3 separate regions of the Homo sapiens genome follow, and regions 1 and 3 are each linked to region 2. A link is a loop called in an ENCODE intact Hi-C map of the cell type or tissue named here. Cell type or tissue: HCT116. All regions are shown on one strand. Region 1 overlaps RBFOX3 (RNA binding fox-1 homolog 3). Region 2 holds the start of RBFOX3 (RNA binding fox-1 homolog 3). Region 3 overlaps RBFOX3 (RNA binding fox-1 homolog 3).

Region 1 (8,000 bases), 210 kb before region 2:
CCAGCCCTGAGGCGCTCCTGGCCTAGACGAGGCTTCATTGCATCAATTTGCACCACGGTTTCAGAAAAGTGGGAAAGGGTGAAGGTGTCCCGTCACCCCAGAATGTGGGGACCCACTATGGGATGTGAACTGGCGAGGCCTGGCAGGAGGACACAGCCTGACGATATCTGTCAGCGTTTAACATACGTACACCACATAAACCACGTCAGCGGCTCTCCACCGAGAGTAATTTTACCTCCTGGGGAGGGACACGTGGCAATGTCTGGAGACATTGTTGGTCATCGTAACTGAGGGAGGGGCTTCTGGCATCTGGTGGGTGGAGGCCAGGGGTGCTGCTGAATGCCCTGCAGCGTACAGGGCGGCCTCCACCGTGGGCGACGATGCGGCTCCCACGTAGCAGCAGCGCTGAGGCTGAGAGAGCGGAATTACCCTGGGAGATGTGAGTGCATAAAGTAGTAAGGGCAGGGGCACAGTGGCCATCTACGTGATGTTTACCGGGGGCCAGTCACGAGTCTGACCACTTTTCACCTGGGGACTCACTTCGCCCACCCAACACACACAGTGCACAGCTGAACTGTGTCCCTCTAAGATAAGTTGAAGCGCAAACCCCTGGTACCTGTGAACGAGATCTTCTTTGGAAACAGAGCCTTCGCCGATGTAATCAGGTAAAGATGAGGTCATAGGGTGAGCCCTAACCCACCATGACTGGTGTCCTTGTAGGAAGAGGAAAACACCGTGTGAAGACATGCATGAGAGAAGGACGCATGACGGCAGAGGCAGGGTTGGAGTGACGCGGCTACAAGCCCGGGAACCCCTCGGGTGGCTGGCGGCCCCCAGAGGCTAAGAAGCCGTGGGGAGGATTCTACCTGGAGTCTCAGAGGGGGCATGGCCCTGCTGACCCCTTGGTTTTGGGCTTCTGACCTCCAGAATGTTAAAAAAAAATCTTGTGTTTCCAGCCACCCAGTCCGTGGCAGTTTGTTACAGCGGCCACAGGAAATGCGTACCGTGGGTGAGGCTATCCCCGCTTCACAAATGAGGAAACCGAGGCACCGGGAGGCAAAGGTGCGTGCCCGCACACACACAGCTGGTAAATCAGCAGTTTTGCTTCCGTGCACGGCTCGCGCTTCTGATTAGAGTGACAGCATTGCACCAGCTTTCATGAAGGGTTTTCCTGGCGTGACTGCAGGTTCCATGTGGAGGGCAGGGATGGTTTTTTTTTGCCATCTTTTCAAGACAGTGGTTCAGGGAGGACTTTTCACCATCAGGGGTCATCAAATTTAGCAAAATCCCACACGGTGGCCGCACCAGGGCCCAGCAGGCCACGCTCTCCCAGCAGTCACAAAGGAGAAAGCAAAAAAAATCTACCTTTAATTTTGTGGGAAAAGTGCTGCTGAAACCAAAAGACAATGTCCATTATGAAAACCTGTTTTTAAACTCTGATGTTCTCATCACCTTTTCCTGCTGGCTTCTCAGGCAGATGTAGCCGAGGCCCCTCCCCGGGGAGCAGCAGACACCACAGACCCTCGGGCGCTCCCGTCTTCAGCAAGCGTGAACGCGCCGCTGGAAAGAATGCTGGCTTTCTCTCCAAGTGAACGTTGTCCTTAACTGGCTAGTGCAGGACAGTCTAACTCCCGCTCTGGAATCTAGACATCGTTTCCCATCACTCAGGAAAGGTCTGGAGATATCCAGGTTCACCCACTGCTTGTCTCTACCCACAGATTCTCTCAGGAGTGCTGGAGGGACAGTGGAGCCACTGCTGATTTAACCGGTTTCCAGACACTTCCAACACTGCCCCTGGGATCAGGATCGGAGCAGGATTCTCGGGGAATGGGGTTTGGAGTGGGGAAAAAGTCTGACAGTGAAACAAATGCACCACGGGGCTCTGGAACTCCAGAGGGGAGCCACAAACTGGGTGGCTCAGAGCAACATGAATTTTTTCCTTCACATTCTGGAGGTCAGGAGCCCCAAACCAAGGGGTCAGCAGGGCCAAGCTCCTGCTGAGACTCCGGATAGAATTCTTCCTCATGGCTTCTTAGCCTCTGGAGCCACCCGAGGGGCTCCCGGGCTTGTAGCCGAGTCTCTCCAACCCTGCCTCTGCCGTCACGGGGCCTTTTCCTGTATGTGTCTTCACACGGCGTTTTTGTCTTCCTACAAGGACACTGGTCATGGTGGGTTAGGGCTCACCCTAGTGACCTCATCTTTACCTGATTACATCCACAAAGGCTGTTTCCAGATAAGGTCACGTTCACAGGTACCAGAGGTTGGCGCTTCAACTTATCTTAGAGAGACACAGTTCACCCATAACACCCACCTCACAAGGTGTTGGGGGTGGGTGAAGTGAGTTCACGTGTGACCCGCGAATTAACCACAGTTTTAAGAATGCAGAAGGCTCAGACACACTAGGAAGATGCGGCTGTAAGCGGGGTGTCCCAAATGCAGCAGCTCCTGCTCTAATGCCCGTTGACTGAGAGGTGGGAGCTGGACTCACCCCTTTTTGGGGGCACCTGTTGGCCCCGTCACTGCCCTGATCTGGGAGGGTCTCTGCATCAGTCAGGCCACCTCCGAAGCCAAAACCGAAGTCCCCACACTCTCCTAAGCTGGGCCAGCCCCTCACAAAGCTGCCACAACACCTTGCCACCTGGGGAGCTCCTGGATGTGTCTACAGACAGCCTAGCTAGCATCCCTGTGCCAAGAGATCCTCCTCCGAACAAAAACGAGACAAAACAGAAAAACACGTCGTCACAACCCTACTTCCAAAGCTAGAGATCCGGGCGTGTTCATTTTTAAATTCACAGACGCAGAGCCTCTCCAGTGCTGCCCTGCAGAGCAGTCAGCCACGCTGGTGCTCGCTTCTGGAGCTGCTTCTAGAATGACAGCGGTTCGGCAGGGGAGATCAATTCCTACAGGAACGATCAAAGGAAAGATAAGAACTTCGGGGCTCCGCGGTCAGGTTCCACTCACAGCCAGCTTCTCGGAAAGGAGCCCTGAGCGGCGGGAGCCACGCCCCTGCGCACGCTGCTGCTCACGCGCCCCACCAGGTGGTAGAACGGGGCTACTACCACTTTAAAATAGGTCAACTTCAAGCCAAATGGGAAGACAAAAAAATAAGAAGAGCCAGTGAGCCCCCCAAAACGACTCCTTCATGATCCAGGGGTACAGTCAACCAATCAGCCAATCAATGAGACCACCTTGAGAGAGTCTGCAAAATGCAAACGCCTTATTCCCTGTCCTGCGTGTGTGTTCCCAGTGTGCACGTGAGACCCTGCCTTCAGTGCAGAGGGAGAGGGGAGGGAATGGGAGAGGGGAACCTATTTCTTTTGTTTCACTTTTAAAGGAGACAACACTCCAGTATTCCGCAGCTCATTTCTCCCTTCACCCCGATCCCATGCCCCGTGTTTGGACGTTCGCTGAGCCTGCTCCGTGACGGGTCTGTAAGTTCCTACATGGGGCGTCCTCTCTATGAGCCCCAGGGCACCTGGCCCAGCAGTTCACGGTCTGTACCCACTCAGATATCATTGTGGGTCTGACGACCGGCTCCAGATACAGCAGCTTGACACACCAGCCCCAGCCTCCCGAGGGAGCGCGGCCCTGCCTTGATCCTGGACTCTGGCCTCCTGAGCTGTGAGAGCATAAATGCTGCTGTTGAAGCCACACAGTTGTGGTCATCCGTTCTGGTGACCACAGGAACCGCATACGGCTCTCTTACAGGTGAGACCTTCCACGTTACCTGCAGAGCAGCCACCTGGGAGTCACACCTGAGAAAGAGCAGAAGCAGGGGACAATCTGTGGCCCACCACCAGGAGCCCAGGGTGGAGGACCCAGGCAGAGCTGGGCATGCTCAGAGGCTGCTGTCCCCATGGCACCACTCAAGGAGAAAAGGGGTCTCTGGAGAGAGAAGAAGGGAAGGGGCTCTGCAAGGGAGGCAGGATCCACTTGGCAGCTGCTCAAATTTAGTTTGCACCTCCTTTGCCAGTGCAGAAGAAAACAAACGACCTGCGAACTGAATGAAAAATGGTGATTCATTACCCCTGATGTGTGATGATGGCTTAATTATTTTTCTAACTGGGGAGAGACGCTTTCTGACAGCAGGTGCAAATGAATTCTCCACTGTTTTAAGGAGTGATTGGCCCAGGACAGGCGGAAAACTGGGAAACCTAATTAAATTGGGAGCCCCATGAAATAAATGGAGCGGGGAGTTTGTTTGCTTGTGCTAACGGGGATTAACGATCCCCTGAGAAGCTGTAGGGCTCCCGCTGGAGTGAGCGCAGGGGGCCCCGCGGGGCGGACACAGACAAAGCAGGAGCCACATGGGGTGGTGGGGACCCCACTGCACAGGAAAGGGTGGGCCAGGGCCTGGACGCTGAGCTCTACGACTGGCTATCATCTTTGGCTCTCGGTCTCCTTGTCTGTGAAACAGGAGGCTGGACGATGGGAGGACCAGGTGAAGGCTCAGTGCCAGGTGATGGGATGGGATTTCAGAGCACGGGTTTGGAGTTGGACAGCCCGGGGTCAGAGCCAGTGCACCCTCTGCCTCTGACCCGGATCCAGCTTGGATCCTCAGTTTTCTCATCTCTACTATGGGGGTGTGAGCAGTACCTACCCTCCCGGATGTCGTGGGGCTGCCCCGAGGTTGCAGGTCACATTCTCAGCAGGAGCCTGACCCACAGGACGTGCCCGGCAAAGAGAAGGCTCATCAGGATCGCCATCAGATCATGCTGAAGGTCTTCATCTGCTCTGCTGTGGGAAGGGCTGACCCTCCCACCAGGCACACTAACCCCTGGACCTTTTCTCATCTCGGAAGGGACACAGTGGCCTTGCTGGGAGAGGACTGCAGCCAGGGGGAAGGAGGAAGACTTGGCTCCCTCCCCCTCGCTGGGGCCCTGAACAGGCCTCCCTTGGTGCTTGGGGAGGGGCGGTGAAAAGCAAGACCCTCCCCACCACCCTGTATGTCCTCCTGATGGCTGAGAGCCTGCTGGTCGCCCTTTAGCTTGCCAGACTGTCCTAGAAGGCCCTTGGCTGGCAAGGCCCACACCCCTACCAGGTGGGGCCAGGTCCCGGCAGCAGGGCTGCCCCTGAGGTCAGGGATCTGTGCAAATTAGAGACGGGCAGCTCCCATGGGGGGTTCAGGCTCCTGTGGATGGGCACCTCTGTCAGGGATATCTGTCACCTACAGGTGGGCAAGCCTGACTTCCAGACTCCAGAGCTCAGGAATAATCCGTGAACACAGCCCCACCATGGACTTCCACCCCCGTCAGCCCCACAGCTCCACAGGTCCAGCTTCCACAGACCCACAGGTCTAGCCACTGAGGGCTGTGCTGTGGTGGGAACGTCCCGGACAGCTTCGGTGGGAAAGTCCCTGGTGGCTTTCCTGGCTTGGGCAGGGCGGGGCTTGTTCCCTGTCCCCCAGTACACTGCCCCCTCACCCGCCCTCCAGGCATCTGTGTCAGGGCAAACCTGCCCAGGCCCCGTCCTCTCAGGTTCCCCCAGCACAAGCTCCCAGATGTTCTTTTTCTTTTTTTTTTTTTTTTTTTGAGATGGAGTCTTGCTCTGTCACCCAGGAGTACAGTGGCGCGATCTCGGCTCACTGCAAGCTCCACCTCCCGGGTTCACACCATTCTCCTGCTTCAGCCTCCTGAGTAGCTGGGACTACAGGCGCCCGCCACCACGCCTGGCTAAGTTTTGTATTTTTAGTAGAGACGGGGTTTCACCATGTTAACCAGGATGGTCTTGATCTCCTGACCTCGTGATGCACCCATCTTGGCCTCCCAAAGTGCTGGGATTACAGGCGTGAACCACCACACCCGGCCCAGGATGTTCATTTTCTATGGTCCTCTCTTCTCACTCCTTCCCTGCCAAGGGTGATGCCAGTGTCCCGTCCCCACTCTCAGTTGAACACACAGATTTGGGGGAGCCTGAGGGGGAGAGAACAAGCTGGCGGGAAGCCGCAGGACTGAGGCCCGTGAGGACAGTGGGCGTGGGCAGGGCCACAGCGGTGGGAGCCCTCCATGTCCCAGCCCACCAGGGGCCTGGCTAGGCACTGGTTCCTCCCTCCTAAGCCAACTCTTTGAGGTGAGCAGTCTACACTCCGGGCATGAGGGATGCAAGGAGTTGGGACCAGAGCACGTGTCAAGGAGTCCCAGCCCGCGGGCACCCCAGGCCACACGGCCCCACTCTGCTGCAAAGCCCTCTGTGCCCAGGTCACGCAGCTGGCCCAAAGATGGCAGGAGACACAGATGGACGCAGAGGGCCAGCCTGTGAGAAGCCAAGAAGCACTGGGGGTCCAGTCTCAGCCCCGGCGCCCTCTCCTCTGCCCACATCCAGGCCACCAGCTCCACGGACTCTCCTGTCCCTCCCCTCCCATTACCTAGCTTCTGGCCCTCCTCACCACCCCTGTGGGTCCCTCAAATCACTCACTGGGCCCAGTCCTGCTCTCACAGCCTCCCTCCCCCAAGAACCATCCATGGCTCCCTGTGGCCTGGTATGCTCAGACCTCAGCTGCCTGGGCCATTCACCTGTCCATCTCCAGAGTCCAGCTGCCTTCCTACCCCACACCAAGTTTTAGGCAATTAACTCTTTCCTCTATATGTGTTTGACCTCCCAGCTAGTCTGTAAAATCCTAGAAGACCAGAATCATGGATGTTCAAAGAAGTAGATAGCCTCAGTCCCCTCCTCAGGACCTGACACCTAGTCTAGACTCCAGGAAATCAAAGGCCTGCATCGGATCGTCCCACCCACGGCAGGATGCTGGGACTCCCAGACTATGAGGGCCTCCCAAGCAATCACCACAGTGAAGCATGTTCCCCAGGTCTCTCCAAAAATAGCCCTTTACGTATTCATCTTACAGCTGATTTTCCCCCAACATTTTATCACCAATATATTCGAACATATGGAAAAGCTGAGGAGTTTGACGGTGACGGCTGCACCCCACCAGCTCGATGCAACTGGGGCATTCTCCTCCACACTGGGGCATTCTCCTCCACACGCTGCATCACACATCTGAGCCCATCTCCACCCTCCGCCGCCCGACAACCTAGTTTATTATTTTTGATGCATTTGAAAGTAAGCTGCAGACGTGTGTGCACTTCCCCCGATACTTCAGCGAGTTTATCATCAACTAGGGTTTGACATTTGTTTACATTTTTTTTTTCTTTTGAGGTAAAAATTGACATACAATGAAATGCATGAGTCTGGGCCAGGCATGGTGGCTTTATCCTGCACTTTGGGTAGATCACTTGAGGCCAGGAGTTCAAGACCAGCCTGGGCAACATGGCGAAACCCTGTCTGTACTAAAAACACAAAAATTAGCTGGGTGTGGTGGCACGCCCCTGTAATCCTAGCTACTTGGGAGGCTGAGGCAGGAGAATCGCTTGAACCCAAGAGGCAGAGGTTGCAGTGAGCTGAGATCATACCGCTGCTCTCCAGCCTGGGTGACAGAGTGAGACTCTATCTCAAAAACAAAAACAAGAAAGAGAAAAAGAAACGCATGAATCTGCAAATGCACACAGCTGCACAACTCTTCACCTGCCAAGATGCAGACCATGCCCCTCAGGAAGTCCCCTCATGCCCCTCCCCAGCCATTCCCACCTCCAGCCCCCAGGGCAACCACTGTCTTCACTGTTTTCCACCACCTCTGAGTTTTCCCTGTCCTAGAACTTTCTGTGCATGGATCTTGGGACTGCACGCCTTCACTGCTGGCTCCTTTCATGCTACATCAGGGTTTTGAGGCCCATTCACCTCCCTGCATGTATTGGCCCCTTGCCCCTTTTCATGGCTGTGTAATATTCCTAATGCCCCAGGGTTTATTTATCCATCTCTCTGCTGATGAATGTTTGGGCTGTTTCCATTTCTGGGCTCTTGTGAACAGAGCTGTTGGGAACATGCCTGTCTGTGTTGTTCAGCTACAGCTTATTTTGAGAGATTATTTTCTCATTCTTTATGTTGCTTTAGAAGATGGAAACCAGGCAGAGACAAGCAAACTCTCTTTTTGCTCGTTCTCCCAG
Region 2 (8,000 bases):
AACCTGCGCGCCCGAGAAGCGACTTCACCACCAGCTGGGGCAGGAAGGGGGACTTAAACCCAGGGATGGATCCCTTGGGTCTCTGTCCTTAGCCTCCACCGTGGGGTGTCTCGCGCGTCGGGACTAGCGGCTCCGCGGGACTCCTTTTTAAAAGTGATCATTAAATAAATCAGGTACCTCGCCAAAGCTGGAACGGAAAGGGGAGGGGGAGGCAGCTCTGTTGTCCAGGAGTTTCTCCCCACCTCGCTGGGCCCCCGCCCCCACCAGTGGACTCCGGGAACATCCCACCCCCACCCTACGTGATACCAGGGATCCCAGGGCCGCTTGGGGACCCGACAGGTTCCCAATGCCCCTCCACGCGGGGCGCCGCGTCTCGGTCCCCGCACCGACACTGCAGGGCTGCGCGCCAGGGGAGGCTCCGCGTCCCGGGGAGGGAGGCTGCGACCCCCAGCACCAAAATGACCACTGGCCTCGCGCCACCCCGAGACGCCACAGAAGACCACCTTCCCGAGCGTGCGAGCCCAACACGCCCCGGGCGAGCCCCACCACCGCCCGGGGCCACCAGGGCAGAAAGTTTGGGCCAGGGGCGTGCCCGGCTTTCCCAGCCCGGCCGCGCTGCTCGAGGCCCTGGGGGTGGCCGAGGCTTCAGAGAGGCAGCCTCTGCTCCCGTTCCAGCCTTCCTATCGTGCTTGGGGACTCGGCCCGGAGCGCCCCCAGCCCGCCCCCTGTAGGGCCCTGCGCGCCGCTCGCCCCTCGCTGCTCGGCCCCCGCGCACACCGCGGTGCTGCGGGCCCCGCTCCTATTTGGGGAGCTGTGGCAGCCCCTTCCTCCCCACAACTCCTTTGGGTCATCAACCTCTCAGCGACCCTCCTTTCAGAGGACCCCGGCAGGGCTCTCTCCGGGCCTGGGTGCCGCGACAGACGCACGTTGCACCACCGCCGGGTCGCCAGCCTCTCTCCCACCCGCGCGGGCTCCGGCTGCCTGCTCGGACGCGCCCCGCGGGGCCGGGATCTCCGCGCGCCTCTGCCTCCCCCCGCCGGGGAGTTCCCCGCGCCGGGCATTGTGCCGCCGCCGCCGCCGCCACAGCCACCACCACCGCCACCGCCACCGCCACTGCCACCGCCACGCAGCGCGCGGGACTCCCTGGCGTCTCCATGGAGCCCGACCCCCGGGCCTTCCCATTCACAAAATCGCCCCTCTGGCCCACGGCCGGACAGAGCGTCCAGACCCCAGCCCCGGAGGGACCCAGGGACCCCGACCCCGCGCAGGGACCCCTGACCCCGAGGGCGCCACCCCACCCCACGCGCCCTCGGGTCAGCCCCGGCCGCGCTCAGCAGCCCGCCTCCCACTGCGGGGTCCCATGCGCCCCTCCGCGGCCATGTCCCCCTCCCCCAGCTCAGCCCGATGGGAATGACCGCCGCAGAGCGAGGCGGGCGACGAGGCCAGGCTACTCACGGGCTCAGCGCTCCCCGCGGCAGGTGACTGGGGGCCGGCGGCCATGCCCCGGCTGCATCCCGGCCGCCGAGCGGGCAGCGGCGTCCTGGGGCCGCACAGGCACCGGCGAGCCAGCGGCAAGGGGCGCGCGAGGCCGGGCTCGGGCGGCAGCTGTGGCAGCTGCTTCTCCTCCGACCACGCGAGCTGCTGGGGCCCGGCTGGGGCCGCTGTCCGAGGAGGTTCTGCTGGCTTCGGAGCAGCCCCGCGCTCGCTCTTCCCTCGCCTCCTCTCTCTCTCTCTCTCCTCCCTCCTCTCTCCGCCCTCCTTCTCTCTCTCTCTCTCTCTCTCTCTCTCTCTCTCTCTCTCTCTCCGCCCTCCTTCTCTCTCTCTCTCTCTCTCTCTCTCTCTCGTTCCTCTGGCTCGTTCGGCTGGAGCGAGGCGGCAGCAGGAGCACGCGGCGGCGGCGCGGGCGGCGGTGGCAGCTCGAGCGGAGCGCGCAGCGCGCGGCATGGGAGGGGGCTCTGGCTGTCGCGCGGCCGGGGAGGGCGGCGGAGCGGGGAGAGCCATGACCGGGTGGGCTTCGGCGGTCAGCACCCTGCAGCCTTCAGCGCCAACTCCTCGGGGCAGGGGCACAGAAGAGGTGGGGTACACACGGAAGATCCCAGAACCCAGTGCTGCCCTGGTCCCTTCAAGGGCAGCCCCAAGCCCGCTGCCCCTCCCCACCTCCAAGCTATCTTGGGGGCGGATCAACCCAGGTGACCCTTAACAGGACCCCTGCCCTTGTGCCTCGCTGTCCCTGGGGGCCATTTTTCTTTGCCAGGCCCAGGGATCCCCAGCAATGGGACGTGGTCACCAAGCATCAGGGACGAATGCCACCCCACCCCGCATGCCATGCCATGCCTTTGAGTTGCCCACATACCCCAAACCCCCTCACTAGGCCCAGGTGCCCTGACTTCCTGGAGGACCACTGGAAAGGAAGGGATCGGGCCCACTCCGTGCTGTTAGTCCAGATTGGCCAACCCAACCCATTTAAACATTTCCACCTGTGCCTGGCTGGAGAGGAAGGACTGTGGGAGGTCAGCTTAGGATTTCCCTAAAATCAAAAGATCAGGTAGCTCCTGTCCCCAGTCCCAGCCTCCCCCAGCATCTAGAGTAAGGGGCCTGGTGTGAGTTCTGGGAGGGTCTCTATCCTTGGTGCAGAGGGAGCAGGAGAGCAGAGGCTGAGGACACAGTGGAGTGGGGACCCTCTGGAAAGGCAGGAGAGATCTATTGCTGGGGTCAGCCCACCACTGGCACACAACACCAGAAGTGGGCAAGAAGGTCTGGACGGTCCCAAACAGGTTTAGGCAGGAGGCTGAGTAATCATTTCCAAAACAAAAGACATTCTGGTGCAGCAACCAGGCTGGAGAAACGAGCCTGCACCATCGAAGGACATTTCCAAATTACACACAAACAGATCCAAACCCGTCCCCATGTCACTTTTGCTCCTGAAGGCTGCTCCTGGAACAATTAGCCTCCTCCTCGCACCTGACTGTCCTGCTTTTCTGTGTGAGGTGAAAAGCACATCATGGAATCTGGGGTTTGGTAGGGGCCTGGAAGACCCAGAGGCCAGGAAGAGGGGAGTATGGATTTGGAGCTTCTCGGTAGTAGGGGCTCTGGGCTGCTGGCTGCCCCCCCTGCAGGGCAGCAGAGACGGTGGCCAAGACAGTGGCCGCTGCCCACTTATGAGCGTCATGCTTTTAATTTCTGGCCCTCCAGCCCGTCTGGGTCATTGATCTGTCTTGGCCGGTGGGAATCGTGTTATACAATTCCAAGCATACAGCTAAACAGCCCCACAGCTAACCACCAGATAAATGCCGTGTCTACGAGCAAGGCAGCCGCCTGGTTGACTGAACTTTCCCCTGCCACCGGATTTGAAATGGCGCATTCCAGCTCTAAAGCCCTAATTGGGCCTCTTGGTTCTCTGCTGTCAGATGGTCCAGGCTTTCGTGGCCTCCAACTCCCGGCTGGGCCCAGCCACTGCCTGGCAGGCACCTGTCTCCCTGCAGGCAGGGCTCTTGCCTCGCTGTGCCGGCAGTGCCCCCTGTCGGTCCCGCTTGTCCCTTGCCCACATTTCTTCTCCCTGGGGAGCCTTTTCCTCTCTGGTCCAGACCCTACTGCCCTTTGGAGCCTCCTCGCAGAAACCTCTCGAAGAGTGGGATTCGAGCCCATCTCCGTCTCCCTTCAGCTCCCCATGCGAGTTCTGCATGTGCCTGTGAAGTGGGGACACATTGACCTGGCAGAGCTGTGTGCCCGAGTGGAAGAGGGGTCCCTGCAAAGCATAGGGCCCGGTAAATCATTCCTTGGGGACGTTCTGGAAGAGCTCTCTGAAGACAGCACCAAATCTTGTTCCAAGTTCCACCAGTCCCAGCCCAGGACTCAGGACACGGTGGGCCTGCTCAGACGCCCGGGTGGTAAACTGAAATTGGCCTCTGTGGTTGGGACTGGCCACAGGGCCTGCGCGTGAGGACACCCCTTGGGAACAGGCCCCAGCCAGGCCGGCCTCATTACCAGCCCCAGAGAGTTTGCCCTTCGTGCTCAGCTGTCGTAGACAGGGATCTGGCCGGAAGAGAGTAAGTGTCAGGGCCAGCAGGACATACCAGCACTAACCGGGAGATTTTCCATTTGGGGACGTCATCTAAGAGAATTTTTAAAACCTCTGATTTGGAAACTTTAATTTTTAAAAAGTGAGCACATGGGGAGGACTGGGGAGTCCTTGGTAATAATCATTAGGAGAGAAACACAGGGAGACTGGGCTTGGGGCCAACAGGACGACTGAAGGCACAGAGCTAATTTCGTGCCCTCTGAAAAATCCCACTAAAACTACAAAGAGAAAATTTTAAAAAGGGGCTGGGCATGGTGGCTCAAGCCTGTAATCCCAGCACTTTGGGAGGCTGAGGTGGGTGGATCACCTGAGGTCAGGAGTTCGAGACCAGCCTGGCCAACATGGTGAAACGCCGTCTCTACTAAAAATAGCAAAACTAGCCAGGTGTGGTTGTGGGTGCCTGTAATCCCAATTACTTGGGAGGCTGAGGCAGGAGAATCACTTGAATCCGGGAGGTGGAGGTTGCAGAGAGCCGAGATCGCGCCACTGTACTACTCCAGCCTGGACAACAAGAGTGAGACTTCCATCTCAAATAAGAATAACTTTAAAAAGGCATAAACCCCAACGACCTGGAGAATAGGAGAAAAGAGAACAGTAGCCGGCTGTGGGCAGCGGGGAGGCACAGGAGAAGTGGCGGCCCGCCCTCACGGAGCTGAGTCTCGGCCCAGAGGCAGGGAAGGCTGACAATGGAATCCCCCGAAGGCTCAGAAGGCGTGGGGCCCAAGACCCGGGGAAGCCTGGAGATCCTCGGATAGCCCCTCTGGAGGTTTATTCCCTGAGGACACTGAAGCAGCCTCTGTGGCCTGGGGGCCGCCAGACACTGCGGACAGAGGGGCGTCCTGCACGGAGAGCCCCCCTTTTCCCTCACGGCACCTGTCAGCATCCTGACCTCCACCCTCCTGGCAGGAGGCCGGAAGAATCTCCTCTGGGGAATCTCACCAGCACCCAGAGGGGAAACCTGAAGATAGAGCTTTGCTGCTTCCAAGCACAGGCCCCACTCCCTGCTCGGAGCTGCCAACCAGCTTTGCAGCCCCCCTAAGGTGAGTAAAAAGCCAAGGATGACCAGACACCTGCGGAAAGCCTTCATGAGAAGGAGCCGCCAAAACACGCAACAGAGCGGGGCCGACTTCGAGGAAACAGATATTAGGCAGGGAGGAGAAAACATCAGAAATAGCAGTATTTAATATCCTCCCAGAGATCAGAGGAGATACCGCATCCATGAACCAAGAGCAGGGTGCTATTTTAAGGAGAACATTTAGAGAACAAAAAAGCTGGGAAGTTAAAAGCATGAGAGCAGAAACAAAACATCTCAACAGACAGGCTGGAAGAGAAAAGTAAGGGAATGCCCCAGAAGGCAAAGCAAAAAGGCAAAGAGGAGAAAAAGAAGAAAGAGGGGATGAAAAAAAACTAGATGATCAATTCACGAGGCTCAACACAAAAGGAATTCTAACCCCGACCCCCATAGGGCCCCCAGAGAGAAGGAGGAGGAGGAGAAGAAAGGAAATCATCAATTACTTAAGAATTTTTTTCCAGAAATAAGTTTCCAAATTGTCCACAAAATCGATGGAAATGATTCATATCAAGGCACATTATCTTGAAAAGTAAATCACTGAAGAAAAAAAAAAAATGTTTCCCCAAGTTTCCAGGTGCCATAAAAAAGAGCAGGAACGAGAATAGCTCCAGAATTCTCAACACAAAGAGGGCAGCTAACCAATCACAAAGCGTGCCTTCAAAAGCTGATGGCAAGTGATTTCTGGCCTGGAATCCCTTACTTCACAAAATTAACAATCAAACGTGAGATTAAAACAAAGACATTTGCACATGCGAGATCTCGACAAAATTATTTCCCACACACCATCTCTCAGCTACCAGAGGACGTGCTCTAACAAAACAAGGGTGTAAAGCATGAAAGAGGGCAATGAGGGATGGAAGAAACAGAGGATCTAGTAAGCGGGCAGGGATCCACATAGTGGGAGAGGAGGGAGGGCAGGAGGGCAGCTGTGTACCGGGCAAGAGGTTGCCAGTCCAGATGAGAGCAGGGTGGTGGCATGTCCAGCTGCCTAGGGCTCAGACATGTAGAGGGCTGTCACTACCAAGATGCCTCCTGCCATTGTACCACCCTTTCAGTGCCAGGTGAGCCTGGCCCCTGCTCCCCTCTGTGCCCGGCCGGCTCGGGCCGTGTTGCAGTGGAGTGCCTGTTTTCCTTTCCACGCACTGCCACCTGTGTAAGCTGAAGACCCTCATTTCGCCCCATGGAAGCATTTACTTTGATCTACTCTTAGCATCAGGAGGTGGCCACAGGGAACAAAGAAACAGAAAACACACATCAGCCCACCAACCTGCAAGAAGCCCCAGCCAAGGAGGCCCTTGGTTCCCCAGGACCCCTCATGCCTTGCCCAAGAACTCCCTAAAAGAGGCTCTTGTAAAGCGTGGGGCAGCTGCGGTTCCAGAGTTTCACATTGTCTTCTCCCAGGCTCCTCCGTCTAAGGGTAGCAGACCCAAATCATCACAGACAGAAAGGACATCATGGCCCCACTTTCATATTCAGCACTGGACACATCCACAGATAGAAAGGAGGTGAAGATGCAACTGTAGAAGGATCGAGGAAAGCAAGAGATCAGGGGCCTGCTTTTTCCTTGCTGGTCTTTGACGTTCTTGTGAGGTCCACAGATGGCCAGCACCGACGGCCCGTTGGAGAGCTGATGTCACCGCCATTGGCTGCCTTGCTTGCTTTCTCAGTCCAACAGAGTAAATTATAAGGTTACTCTATGTAGTCGTAACCTCCTTGTTAAGAATGGATCTCTCGGCCGGGCACGGTGGCTCACACCTGTATTCCTAGCACTTTGGGAGGCCGAGGCAGGTGGACCACCTGAGGTCAGGAGCTCAAGACCAGCCTGGCCAACATGGCGAAACCCCCTCTCTACTAAAAATACAAAAATTAGCCGGGCGAAGTGGAGGGCACCTATAATCCCAGCTACTCAGGAGGCTGAGGCAGGAGAGTCACTTGAACCCGGGAGGTGGAGATTGCAGTGAGCCAAGATCACACCACTGCACTCCGGCTTGGGCGACAGAGCAAGACTCCATCTCAAGAAAAAAAAAAAAAAGAATGGATCTCTCTGTCTCTCTCTATACAAACACACACACACACACACACACACACGTGTTACTACTTCCCCACTACTGCCAGGCCTGCTACCGCTGTTGTATGTGTCGGATCTCCCCTTCAGGCCACCATCCAAGCACGCTGTGGGACCCTGTGCAGTCCTGCATCAATAAATACCACTTAGGGAGAGCCCCACACGACCTGAGGGAATGTATGATCAAAACGCCCCACTACTGTTTCACGAAACACGCGGGGCAGATGTGCAAACATTTATACTGTGTGGGCTCTCAGGGGTTGTGCACCTGTCCGGGCTCCATGGAATGTAGGTCACAAGGAGACCTTGGAGGTCAGAGACGCCAACCAGCTAACTTAAATGAAGACGTCACAGGGCCGGGCTGTGCTCTGTCCCATAGCTGGAAGAGAGGTGTTCGGCCCTCACACACCCAGCCTCAGCCTCAGCTGTGTCCGCCGGCTGGCTCTCCGCTCTTCACTTCAGTCCCAAGGTTTATCATCCCTCTTTCTCCTGACCCTTTTTTCCTGGCAGATGGTGGCACAGTTTCACCTTGAAGCTAGAGCCTTCAGTGGGAGCAGCTTTCTCCCTGCACGCCTCCTTCTAGTTTCATCTTGTCTTCCTGCTCCCTTTCAAATTCTTCTTCCGTTTTCTCCCTCCATCCAGCCCTCTCTTGCTCTATCCTCTTCTGTCTTTCCTGCTCTGGGGATGGGGGGGTCTTAGCCTACCAGCCTAAAAACCTTATCTGGTCTTCCCCATCCTTCCAGAAGCACCCCTAGATGCTCTTCTCTCCCCTCGTTCCCCTTCCA
Region 3 (8,000 bases), 180 kb before region 2:
CCACCTCATGTCCTTCCTGGGGTCATCCCTTGGGATCCTCAAACCTGGCCTGCCTGGACGGATGCTGGTGTCCCCTGACTCGCCCCATCTCTGCTCCTGGAAGGCAGCCCCTACCCATTTAGTCACCAAAGCCCCTCCCCACCATGGTCAACTGTCTGCAAGTTCCCAGAGGGAGACACATTTCCCTGTGGCCTCTGCTGTGCTCTGACACCCTGGGCCAGCCCCACCCTGTCGCCCGATGGCTTGCTGTTTAACATGTATCAGGTGACACTCACGCCCTGCTAACCCCTCCACAAGCCTCCTGGTTTTAGAAAATAAAATCTGTGCTCCTTACCCAAGGCCTGTTATGCCCCACCCTCCTCTCTCACCTCCTCTTGCTACACTAAACCCTCCAGGAGCATGGGTTTCTGTCAGCTTCTAGAACATACCCAGATCCTTCTGCCCAGGCCACCGCACCCTGCAAACCCCCCTTCCTGGAGCACCCTCGTCCAGACCTAACTCCTTCCTGGCTGGTTCTCATCCCTGAGGCCTCAGCTCCCTCTGAGTGCCCTGAGCAAGTCCCCTCCGCAGTAACCCTCTGCAGTGGGGAGGGCCTGGGGGGGCTTGTGTGGCCCCAGTGCTCACTGGGAACCCACAGTGTGTAGCCAAGCAGGGAGTCAACCCCCTGGGGCCCCAACTGCCTGCACTCCCCAGAGGAAGGAGGCACCTCCCACCCGGACTGGAGCCGTGTCCACAGCTGCCAAGGATGGTGCCCTAAAAGATTCTCACTTCCTTCAGAGGGGCAAAGCCTGAGATATCTGGGAGACCCAACAGGACACAGCAGAGGCCATGGGGGTAAATAAAGAGGGAGTTTCCAAGGTAGACCCTGCTGAGCTGTGCACTTGGGATCAACCTTGGGGCGGCACTCACAGCCAAGAGATGGACAGAGCAAGGAAGGGGGAGAAGACAGGAGGGCCACGAATTCCGACTTAGAAGGCGGCAAGAGCAGAGGGAGCAGTGAAGGGACAGAGCGGGAGATTGGGGGCCCGGGGGTTCCGAAAGACACTGGACAGTTGCAGTGGAGATGGGGAGGGCAGGAGGAGAGGATGGGGGGAGGAGAGGACAAGGAATGGTGAGGGCAGAGACCCCCTTCCAGGGATCTTGCTGCAAAGAGGGGCGGGCACCAGGCCTGCGCCTGGGAAGGTGGTGCGAGGCGAGGGCTCTCTCTGCAATGGGAAGACAGACGCGGTGACCAGTGTAACACTGGAGGAATCACGGAGAGTGTGGAGGGGGAGAGAGCAAGGCTGCGGGACTCATGGCCTGGAGCTGGGGAGGAGAGGGAGACACAGCCCACAAGCAGAACCAGGGGCTTTTGGCAAGAGTGAGTCAGGGGGCATGGGTGCTGGTGGCCTGGGTTTGAGGAGAGAGAGGAGCAGAAGAGCTGGCTGGGGTGTGAGGACTTTCAGGTTCCCCAGGTCGTGGGGCCCACCTTTCCGGCAGCATCCCAGTCCTTTGTCCCACTTGTCCCATGCAGGCAAGGCCCAGAGGGGAGGCAGACAGTCGAGGATGGCTGTCGCAGGTGCTGGGAGAGGAGGTGTTCTCGTGAATGCGCCATGTCTTTCTTGCTCGAACAGTAAATAAAACCTCAGGGTCAGGGGAACAACCCACATTCTAAACTGGCATCCCTGAGAGGTGACAACAATGAAGAGACAACGGCAGGCAGGCCGGGAGCACTCGCGACACAGTGTTCTGTGGTTCCAACAAGACTTTCCTTCCAGCCGATGGGGCAGGCACCTATCATCCTCGTTTTACCGGTGAGGGAACTGGAGTCCAAAAGTGAACTGATGAAGCCTCGGTGTGAACCCCAGAACTTCCCTAGCCCACAGCTTGACTTACTTGTCCACACCCCACCTCATTTCCAAATTTTGGAGGGGACAGCACGGCTCTATTTACTTTGGGGTGTGTGTTTTTTGTTTGTTTGTTTGTTTTTTTGCTTTGAGACAGAATTTCACTCTTGTTGCCCAGGCTGGAGTGCAGTGGTGTGATCTTAGCTCACTGGAACCTACACCTCCCAGGTTCAAGGGATTCTCCTGCCTCAGCCTCCCAAGTAGCTGGGATTACAGGCATGCACCACCATGCCCGGGTAATTTTGTATTTTTAGTAGAGATGGGGTTTCATCATGTTGGTCAGGCTGGTCTCGAACTCCTGACCTCAGGTGATCCACCCGCCTCGGCCTCCCAAATTGCTAGGATTACAGGTGTGAGCCACCACACCCAGCCCCGGAGTCCCTTTTCTTAGTTTATTTATCTGCAGAAGCAGGGACCTGGCTCTGATGACCTGCAGACCCTCAGTTCCCGCCAATCCCGAAGCTCTCTACATCCTCAGTTCTCCAGGTATGGTGCTCGGAGCAGTAGCTGTGCCTCCCCTTTAGCTGGTAAGAGATGCGGACGGGGGGCCCCTGCCCAGACAGGCCCACTCAGAATCTGGATCCCAATCTGTCCGGGGAAGCAGTGCGGCCAGGGAGGCTCCATTCCACATCACCCAGCACCACCTCAGGGACCCTGCTCTAGGGAATGGAGGGGCTGAGGCTCTAAGGTCCTGGGAGATGTCCTTTGACCCTGTTGGTAGAAAGGTCCCTACACAGTTGGGCTGGCGGGAAGCACCCCTGTCTCTGAGGGGCGACTGCAGGGGGCCTTCCCGGGCTGTGCCTGCTCCTTGCAACACTGATCCTACAAGATTTCCCACAAACCAGGGGAGCTGTGAGGCCGAATACGCTTGGGAGCTCAGCCAGTGATTTTGCCTTGTGGATGCTCCTGATGAACACTGTCCCATTGAAGGCACCAAGAAAGTATGGGCAGAGCCCACTGCACTTCCTTAACAGCATTTCTCACTCTTAACCGTGGAGACCCTTGTTAGGACACAGCTAAGGCCCCCGAAGAAGGATCCTGTTGGGGAAACATCCTGAGATAGGAAGCACAATGAGCAGAGAAGGCAGAGGCTCCTCATAGCACATCCATTCACACCATCTGACAAACCCCACCTGCACACGCACAGATGCGCACACACATATTTGCAACATGCACAGGCGTGCACACATGAACATACATGTACACATGCACATATGCACACATGAACACGTGTACACACGTCCCTGAGGATGCTTTGTCTCCCAGCCACTTCTTTTCCAAAGCAGCTGTTGACTGGGCCCCGTGCTCCCAGCAGATGGAGCTGGGCCTGCTGGTTACGGCTGGCACTTCACCTGACGTGGCCACCACAAAACCACGGCATCCCCACACTCCCTCCTCCTGTATAACTGAATGTCCAGGTCAACCCCTACACTCAGCCTTAAGAAATGGGCCCACAAGGCAGCCACTGTGCCGAGACAGACTCCGCCTGCAGCAATATCCTCGCTGTCCTCGTTCCCTCTCTCTCTGTCCCTTGAAGGTGCCTGGTGCACTGTAGGTGGCTCCTGGGTGTGGCACCAGCACAAACCCTCCCATCTCCACAGTCACAGCCTGAAGGCACAGTTTCCCCGGAGCCCCTGCAGTGAGGGGAGGTGAGGGAGGGCAGGTGCCATGGGGGAGCTCGCGGGGCAGGACGGTCTCCTGCAGACCCACCCTGGTCTGGGAGCCACTCTCCACCTGCGTCTGCCCCCGCCCAGCCTTCGCATCCAGGAACAAGTCCAGGGACACGGTATCAGGGCAGAGCCAGCTCCACTGATGGGGCCTAGAGCCCTCTTAGGCTGGTCTCAACTTTTTACTTGTCCCTAACACGGGGCTGCTGTCCCCTGAACATCACCACAGCCATGCCAACCCACAGGTGACCCACGGGCCTTCCTGCTTTCCTCTGGTTCCCTGAGCTGCACCCACAAAAAGCCTCCGACAGCCTCGGGAGGCAGAGATACGGACTGCTCTGATTTCACAGACGCCCACGTCCACACCCCTGCTGATAGAAGCCATGGTGGCAGTGCCTGTGACGCTCACGTCCCCAGCAGGACGTGGCCTGTGACCTCCCCAGCTCAGGACTGAGGGTAGGTGACACTCCCTGCCCCCCGGCTTATGTTCTCAGAACTAGCAGTGAATTACTGATGGGTAACCATCGGTCTAATTTCTGTCTGTATGAATTTAACTGTTCTAGGGACCTTGTATAAGTAAAGTCATATAGTATTTGCACAGTATATTGGAGCTTGCCCTTGCTCCATGGACAGAGTTCCCGGAGTGGCTGACTCCCTCTTTACTCCGGGTCCCCCTTCCAGTGCTTCCCTCACCGACTCTTCCCCTGCCAGTGACTCCCCCAGAGAGACTCTTCCCCCTTGAGATTCTCCCCTACCCAGAACCTTTTCCTGCTGCTGTTGATGCCAACAACACCTCTGCCAAAGCAGCCCCAGGTCCACGTGCTGTGCACACGTGTGCAGAGGCACACACGCTCACACACGGCCGTGGAGCATGCTCCTTGCAGCCTCTTCAGGGACACCAGCACAGAGCTGGGCGAGACCTTGGAAAGGCATCCTTGACCCTCTGTGAGGAGAGGCAGTGGCCAGCGACCACACACCCGCACAGAGCCTCGTCCACCCTGAGGGGCCCTGGGATGGTCATGAGTCCCATCCTTGCCCATATGGGAGAGGAACAGAGGAAACCGGAAGAAGAAACGCTTGAAGTCCCCAAATGGGGACTGGCAATGTGGGGTGGCAGCAGGTGATGGGAGGAGAAGAGATGCAGGCAGAGAGTGAGTCCAGCAGGCTGGGCAGGAGGAGGGAGGCCATGCCGTGGACTGGGCCAGGGTTTGTATATACAGTTGCCTCTCACTCAGTCCCTCACTAAGAAGCCCAGTGTGGTGCCAGCTGCCTGCAGCTGCCGAGGTTGGGTCCTCAAGGGGGCACCTGGGGAGCCCAGGGGAGCCTGAGGTCACACCTGGGCCAGTTGAGAGGCTGACTCTAATTCCCACAGTCCTGCCACCCAGAAACTAGGAGCTCCATTTTACAGAAGACAAAACCGAGGCCATGGGAATCAATGACTCGTCGGGGCCACATGCTTCCTGAGTGAGATCCAGGATCTGATGCCAGCTGCGTTGGGCTCCAGAGCCCAACATCCCTACATTTGTTCTTCTTTTGGGAGGAAGGGGAGGGCTTGCAGCCTTTGTTCTATAAATTCGTGGTTCTGCTCAACTTGGGGCCTGTGCTTGAGGACCTGACTTTGGCCTGGGAGTCCTTGACCTCTGCGAATCCAGAAAGGAAAGTGGGTGAGAGGACAAAGGATGCAAGCCCCCAGCACATCAGAGTCCAGGCAGGGGGCTGCCGAGGCGAGGTGGGGGAGCCTGGTGCTTCACCTAGCTCCCTGGAGACATCAGCGCACCAACCCAGCTCTAGGATTGAGTGATTTCCCCCAGCGTTGCACTCAGACCACAGGGGCCAGCCAGCCGTCGCTTTGAAGACGACTTCAGAGAAAAGGTGTTTGATTTGAACAATAGCCCAGTCACTTCGAGAGCCATTGTTTTTACAATAGCAAGAAAAATTCTTAGGAGAGTGAACCTGTCTAAAACATCTTCCAAATAAATAAATAAATAAATAAATAAATAAATAAATAAAGCAGATAAGAAAAAAAGTAGAAAATAGACTCAAACATAACATGCCTGAAAATCCTTCAACACATCCGTAAATGGAAAACCCCTGCCTACAGTTAAGGAGGCTTCCCAAACTATAGTTCATTTAACTGTCCTTTTAGGAGTCTCTTAATCAGAAAGGTGATTTCAGTATCAAATACGCTTTTGCAAGTACTTTTGTTTCTAAAGTATAAATAGTATGTGCTTTATACTGTGCTCGACTAATATTATTATTATTGTTTGAGACAGAGTCTCACTGTGTCACCCAGGTGGAGTACAGTGGCGCCATCTCAGCTCACTGCAACCACCGCCTCCGGGTTCAAGCGATTCTCCTGCCTCAGCCTCCTGAGTAGCTGGGATTACAGGTATGCAGCACCACACCCAGCTAATTTTTGTATTTTTAGTAGAGATGGGGTTTTGCCACGTTGGCCAGGTTGGTCTCAAACTCCTGACCTCAGATGATCCACCCGCCTCGGCCTCCCAAAGTGCTGGGATTACAGGCGTGAGCCACCACACCCGCCCTGTGCTCAGCAAATATTGTTTCTTATCTGCCAAAAGACTGTCATAAGATCACTGGGCATAAAGTGAAAACAGACACGCTCAGAGCCCCATGTTCAGTTTGCTGCCTGTGGACATCAATTTCACCAGAAAGCATGTCTGATAGGTGCCGAAGATTGGAAATTCATTGATCTCTGTGGCCAGAAGAACAACTTCAAGTTTCCCGGATCAAACCAGAGAATCATTCCTTACAGTTAAGTCTAAAAACATGAGGTCAAGCCCGATCGGTGATCATGGGTATTGCACATGAAAAGGATCGGGGAATCCAGGGCCCAGCTGAGGAACACGAAGGTGTGAAATGGAAACCTTAAACACGCGGTCTGTTCTCACTGCAGTGGTTATGTTCCACAAAGACCTCTCAGACACTGACTTTACAAATACTGAACCATTGTTCCTAGGGGAAACACATGGTTAGGTTCCCAAGAGCCTCTGACCACATTTTCTTTTTTTGAGACGGAGTTTCACTCTTGTCCCCAAGGCTTGAGTGCAACGATGCAATCTTGGCTCACGGCAACCTCCATCTCCCGGGTTCAAACGATTCTCCTGCCTCAGCCTCCTGAGTAGCTGGAATTACAGGTGCCCCCCACCCCCCACCATGCCTGGCTAATTTTTTTTTTTTTTTTGAGATGGATTCTCACTCTGTCATCAAGCTGGAGAGCAGTGGCACCATCTCGGCTCACTGCAACCTCTGCCTCCTGGGTTCAAGTGATTCTCCTGCCTCAGCCTCCTGAGTAGCTGGGATTACAGGCATATGCCACCATGCCTAGCTAATTTTTGTATCTTTAGTAGAGACAGGGTTTCACCATGTTGGCCAGGCTGGTCTCGAACTCCTGACCTCAGGTGATCCTCCTGCCTCGGCCTCCCAAAGTGCTGGGATTATAGGCGTGAGCCACAGCGCCCGGCCCACATTTTCATCAACTGAACAAACATATCTCTGAACCATTACTATCTTGAGTGTACAGTCAGTGGCATTCGGAACATTTGCTTTGCTGTCCAGCCATCGCCACCTTCCATCTCCAGAATGCTTTTATCTTCCCAAACTGAAATTCTGTCCTCATTAAACACTAACTCCCCAATCATTCTCTCTCAGGCCCTGGTAAACACCGACGTAATTTCTGTCTCTATGAATGTAACCATTCTAGGGACCTCATCTAAGTCATACAGTGCTTGTGCTTTTAGGTCTGGCTTCTCTTACGGAGGCATCACGTTTTCTGGCTTCATTCACACTGTGTATTCTGTGTCAGGATTTCCTTCCTTTTCAAGGCTGAGTAATATTCTCTGGCATGGACAGACCACATTTTGTTTCTCCATTCATCTGTGGCTGGACGCTTGGGTTTTCCACCTCTTGGCTCTTGTGAATAACGCTACTATGAACCGAGTGTGCACATGTCTCGTCCATACCCTGCTTCCAACCCTGTTGGGTGTATACCCAGAAGTGGGGTTGCTGGGAGAGTCTTTTAAAAGATTGTTTCATAGAAACAAGCATCTCCATGGAGCTTCACCTCTTGGGCCAGGCGGCAAAAGCCAGCTTGGCTCATGGAGGAGCTAACCATACCCACATCAGTCACCTGGGTTGGTGGGACATCTGCAAATGCCACTGGAAACACGTGTTCACTTCCCAAGGGTCGCGAGCAGCCTTTTATTTGTGTGCAACCTGTTTCGTTAAAAAAAAATCTGCCTCATTTGTTTGAAGTGTAAACAAAGGACAATTAATTAATTTGTTAATTATTCTTCCGTCCTTCTCATGCACACTGGTATCAAAGGCCCTGTGTCCCAGATGTGAAGGGAACGGGTTCATTTACTGATGAGAAACCAGGGAGATGCCCTAAGGCAGACAAAGGGGAAAAAAAAAAAAGCTAACGTGG

Evidence for each region. Hi-C counts contacts between places; a loop is a spot of excess contacts. Peaks named below come from ENCODE experiments on the same cell type or tissue, not always from the same donor. Only the 100,000 strongest peaks of a DNase experiment are listed, where the experiment ranks them.
Region 1: it touches region 2 in a loop (3-fold over the local background); 9 of 110 quality-filtered maps call a loop at or near these places.
Region 3: a loop joins it to region 2, with 4 times the contacts of the local background. A loop is called at or near these places in 4 of 110 quality-filtered maps.

The regions. Positions count from the first base shown.
Region 1 is chr17:79,398,271-79,406,270 of GRCh38, forward strand. All of the region lies in intron 2 of RBFOX3 (RNA binding fox-1 homolog 3), which reads right to left. Among named protein-coding and RNA genes, the nearest start is that of RBFOX3, 210 kb to the right of the region's middle. RefSeq lists a silencer at 2,996-3,170 and an enhancer at 5,687-6,188. In HCT116, a CTCF peak has its summit at 3,041 (motif pointing right); a DNase peak (open chromatin) is centred at 3,001; H3K4me3 peaks cover 605 bases; H3K27me3 peaks cover 2,151 bases.
Region 2 is chr17:79,609,371-79,617,370 of GRCh38, forward strand. RBFOX3 (RNA binding fox-1 homolog 3) reads right to left here and starts at 1,681. Exons shown (of 15, transcript NM_001350451.2): 1 at 1,456-1,681. In HCT116, a CTCF peak has its summit at 3,519 (motif pointing left); a DNase peak (open chromatin) is centred at 3,531; H3K27me3 peaks cover 2,750 bases.
Region 3 is chr17:79,424,746-79,432,745 of GRCh38, forward strand. The region is part of intron 2 of RBFOX3 (RNA binding fox-1 homolog 3); the gene reads right to left. Among named protein-coding and RNA genes, the nearest start is that of RBFOX3, 180 kb to the right of the region's middle. In HCT116, CTCF peaks have their summits at 3,187 (motif pointing right) and 3,387; no DNase peak of the experiment used is centred here; H3K27me3 peaks cover 750 bases.